Linked DNA regions of Homo sapiens: region 1 is linked to region 2. A link is an interaction called in ENCODE POLR2A ChIA-PET data of the cell type or tissue named here. Cell type or tissue: PC-9. All regions are shown on one strand.

Region 1 (2,500 bases), 470 kb after region 2:
ACAGCAAAAAAGAAAAAAAAAACAAACTAAGGTAAGAAGAAGCCAATGAGGCAGGAAAAGGAACGAGATAGAGGAGAGTGAAGAAAGTGGGACCGGAAGGAGGGACTGACTCATTTCCATTTATGATGCAGTAGTTTGGCCAAATAGCATGATGGTAGATACACACCCAAATATATCAGTAATCGCATTAAATGTAAATCGATTAAATAGTTCAATTAAACATCTATAATTATCAAACTAGATTAAAAAACAAAATCTAACTATATGCTGTTTACTAGAGATACACCTCAAATATAAGGATATAAAGTAATTAAAAATTAAGAGATGATATAAGATTTACCATGCAAACAATATCCAAAAGAAAGCTGGTATAGGTATACTGGTAGCAAAATAGACTTAAGGCAAAAAGCCTGATTAAGATCAAAAGTTTCAAGTTTCATAACAATAAAAGCGTTAATCCCCCAAGAAATTCTCAATTTATATGTATGTAAAAAACACAACTTCAAAATATAAAAAACAAAAGTTGACAGAATTATAAGAAAGTCTAGGCAAATCCACACTCATAATAATGAGAGACTTTAACAAACTTTTCTCAATAAAATATATAACAAGAAAGAAAAAAATCAGTAAGAATATGTAAGATCTAAACAACACAATTAACAAATTTGATATATTGACATGTACAGAACACTGTGTCCAAAAAAGTATACTGTTTTTTCAAGTGTACATGGAACGTTTATGCTGGCCATAAACGAAGTTTCAACAAACTTCAAAGGATTGAAATCATACAAAATATGTTCTCTGACCATGGAAGAATTAAGTTGGAAATCAATAACAAAATAAGTAGGAATTCTTCAAATACTTGGAAATTAAGCAATATATTTTTAAATGGGTCAAAGAAAAAATTTCAGTGGAAACTGGAAAATATCATTAACTAAATGATAATGAAAATATGACATATCAAAATATGGAGGATGTGGTTAAACCTCTGCTTAGAGAGAAATTATAGCCTTAAATACATAAATTTAAAAGAAAAAATATGTAAATCAGTAAGCTAGTTATCTATGTCAAAAAAAAGAATAGAAAATTATGTCTAAGGAAACCAGAAAAAAGAAAAAAAACTAGTAGCACAAATTAATAAAATACAAAACAGACATTCAAGATAGAAAATCAATATGTCCAAAAGTTGGCACTCATAAAAGTAAAATAAATGTTAGCTTTCTGGGAAGTCTTATAACAAAGTAATAGCAAAGTAATAGAGGAGACAAAAATTACCAGTTTTGATGAAAAAGAAAACATCATTCCATATCCTGCACATGTTAAAAATATAGTTACAACTTACTATTAACAATTGAATGTTAATAAATTAAAAATTTTAGATAAAATGGAAAATCCTTAGAAAAACAAAATTAACAAAAGCTGATGTAAGAAGAAATAGAAAATCTGAAATAGTCCTATTTCTATTAGAGATATTAAAGCTGAAGATAACAAAGAAATCTCTAGACATAGATGGCTTTCCTCCAAATAAATTACAAATGAATTTCTCCAAATATTTATGGAAGAAATCACACCAAACTTATATAAACATTTGCGTAGACTAGAAAAAATATTTTCTATTTTGTTTAATTAGGCCATTGTAATCTTGACATCAAAAACTGACCTTGACATAAAGCAAAATTATGGGCCAATCAGTCCTATGAACAGAGATGCAAAAATACCAAACTAGCAAATTGGATTTAGTAAAATATAAAAATAATAATGAAGAATGAGAAAGTTGCATTTGTTCCCAGAATGAAAGGTTGGCTTCATATTTTAAAATTACTATAATTTACATTAACAGAATAAAAAGAAAATCATCTGACCATCTCAGTAGACACAGAAATAGCTTTTGATAAAATTCAACACACGTTTATGATTTTAAAAAACTTGAAATCCCCTCTGCAGACAGGAACAAAAGGGAACCTCTTTAGTCCCATAAAGAGTGTTTAAGAAAAAAAAAAAGCCCTACAGAAAGTATTATACTTAACGGCAAATATTGAAAGCTTTCTGCCTGAGAATGAGAATGAGCAAGAATGCCTGTTTTCACCACTTCTATTAAATATTGAACCACAGTTTCTAGCCAGTGCAAAAATAAAAGGAAAGAGGGGATAAAAAGATATAAAATTTGGGGAAAAAATCATTATTTGCAAAAAAAAATTACTTTGTTCACAGTAAATACAAAAGGACCTAAAGAAAAACTATTATCATTAATAAGTGAATTTTGGAAGGTCATTGGATAAGAAGGTCAATTGTATGTAAAACTCAATCGTATTTCCATATAAATGCAAAAAACTGACAAACTTTAAAAGAATATTGTTTATATTAGCATAAAACAAACATTAGTGAAATAAATGGAGATCTAAATAAATCAAGGAACATACCATATTCATGGATTAGAAGACTCAATACTGTAAAGATATCAATTTAACTCAAAGTTAAATATAGATTCAATGCAATTCAA
Region 2 (2,500 bases):
CCAATTTACACTCCTCCAGCCAAGTATGAGGATTCCACTTGCTCCACTTGTTCACCTCCACTTGGCATTGTCATCTTCATGTTAGCTGTTCTCATGGATATGTATATTAGGGTTTTCCAGAGAAGCAGAAACAAAAGACTGTGGCGTGAGAGAGAGAGAGAAACTACAAGGTACACCAGCAAGCTAAGAGATCTAGGGAAGAGTTGTTGATGCTGCAGTTCCAGTCTAAAGGTCCTCTGCTGGCAGAATTCCCCCCTCTTCAAGTGAGCCCAGTCTTTTCTTCCAGGCTGATATGGTTTGGCTGTGTCCCCACCCAGTCTCGTCTTGAATTGTAGTTCCCATGATCCCCACATGTTGTGGGAGAGACCCAGTGGGAAGTAACTGAATTGTGGGGGCAGTTATCCCCATGCTGCTTTTCTCATGATAGTGAGTGAGTTCTCACAAGATCTGATGGTTTTATCAGAAGCTTTTCCCCCTTTTGCTCAGCACTTCTCTTTGCTGCTGTCATGTGAAGAAGGACATGTTTGTTTCCACTTCCACCATGATTGTAAGTTTCCTGAGGCCTCTCCAGCCATGCCAAACGGTGAGTCAATTAAACCTCTTTCTTTTATAAATTACCCAGTCTTGGATATATCTGTATGAGCAGTATGAGAATGGACTAATACACAGGCCTTCAAATGATTGGATAAGGCTCACTTATATTTTGGAGGGTTATCTACTTTACTCCGAGTCTACTAGCTTAAATGTTAATCTCACTAAGAAAAAAAAATACCTCACAGAAACACATCACTGTCTCATTAGGATTGGTAACTGGCACTTTGCTTTGTCTATCTGAGAAGGTCATGGTTCCCGGTTTGCTGTTGTTTCTTGTGGATGTGCGTCCATATCTTTGCATGAAAGGTTATATTTTCCAGTCTTCACATCCAGCTTGTTTTTGTCTTTCTAGGGTATGTTTGCTTAGATTCTTTGCAGTCCACCTGTTGAATGCTGTTTCCACTAGGACACTGCCTCCTTTTCCACACTAGATGGCCTCTTAAGCCCAGGTTTGCCTCACTTTCACAAACAGTAGTGCTGCCAGACTTGGATGGAGGGTGGTGAGGTCCCAAATGAAACACCCTAGCCATGTGGGAAGGCTGGTAGGGGGTCGTACCCAGGGACCTGTGGAGCATGCCTCCCATAGCGTGGTGCTGCTGGAGAGCCACTGAACTGCCATCCTCCCTTCTTAGTCTCAAGCTGCCCTCAGGGGTTTTTCTCCCTTCAGGCACTCACAACGCTTCCTATAGGTTGATGCAGGAACCCAGGATAATGGGAAAGCTGGCATCCACCTCACTGTCACCAGTGGAGCAAAAGTTCATGATGTGAGTCTCCACATGCTGTTCTCTTCGTCTGAGTGGGAGCTGCAAATTAGTCCTGCCTTCTATCTGCCATTTTCCCCCAGTAGGTCTTTTTTTATGTGTCCTATAATAATATTGACAATAACTCTCATCAACATATTCTACAAAATATTCTGAAGAAATTCTGAAAAAGAAAACAGCAAAAATGATTCTAAGGGCAGTTTTCTGTGTGGTGACTGGCAGCTTGGGGCACGATCATCAAGGATAAAGAAGTCCATTTCTCTTACCCTCCAATTGGAGGCTTTTTACTTCTCTGAGGCCTTGGGGATCATTTCTGCTTCATATTTGAGTTCTAGGATATTGCTGGTGATAACCTTTGCACTGATATTGGTTTTAGTTTTCTGTGGGGGAGAGGGAGGCCAGATTGCTTCTACTCTGCCATTTTGGTGACTTGACTCTCAACTTTTCTTCCTCCCTATGTTTTATGTAAGCACATATAGAGTTTTTGGTAATTTTATAGTATATTCTAAGCATCATGAGACATCAGTATTACTATGTTTTATACAGTCAGGCTTCATTTAGGTTTACTAATATATTTACTCTTTCCATTGCTGTTCATTCATCTTTTTTCCATTTCATTCATTTTAAACTGTATATATATATTTCTGCTGGGTATTGAATTCATGTCGCCAACTATTTTTTTTCAGCACTTTGAAGATATTCTATTGTCTTCTTGTTTCTGATATTGCTTTTGAGAAGTCAGCTATTAGTCATATTACTGCCCTTTACAAAGTAATGTGTCTTTTTTCCTCTGCATGTTTTTCAGATTTTCTTTTTTCATTGCTTTTCAACAGTTTCACCATGAAGTGCCTAGGTGTGGGGTTTTTGTCTCTACTCTGTTTGGGCTTATTGGTGCTTCTTGAATGTGCAACTTGATAGCACTTGTCAGCTTTGGTAAATTCTAGGACATTATTTCTTTGGCTATTGCCTCTGTTCCATTCTTTGTCTTCTTTTCTGAGACTCCACTACACATATGTTAAATCTTTTTACTCTGCTCCATAGATCTCTTCTGCTCTTCTGTAGTTTCCACACTTCTTTCTCTTAATGCTTCTGTCTGATTATTTTCTACTGATTTATATACCAGTTCACTAATCCTCTCTTCAGCA

What was found. Peaks named below come from ENCODE experiments on the same cell type or tissue, not always from the same donor. Only the 100,000 strongest peaks of a DNase experiment are listed, where the experiment ranks them.
Region 1: POLR2A ChIA-PET joins it to region 2 with 8 read pairs; 1 of 35 experiments calls an interaction of 5 or more read pairs at or near these places.

What each region holds. Positions count from the first base shown.
Region 1 is chr5:173,509,492-173,511,991 of GRCh38, reverse strand. All of the region lies in intron 14 of LOC105377732 (a long non-coding RNA gene), which reads right to left. Among named protein-coding and RNA genes, the nearest start is that of LINC02995, 69 kb to the left of the region's middle. In PC-9, no CTCF peak of the experiment used is centred here; no DNase peak of the experiment used is centred here; H3K27ac peaks cover 104 bases.
Region 2 is chr5:173,982,959-173,985,458 of GRCh38, reverse strand. No RefSeq gene overlaps it. Among named protein-coding and RNA genes, the nearest start is that of C5orf47, 5.0 kb to the left of the region's middle. In PC-9, CTCF peaks have their summits at 844 and 1,043; a DNase peak (open chromatin) is centred at 1,028.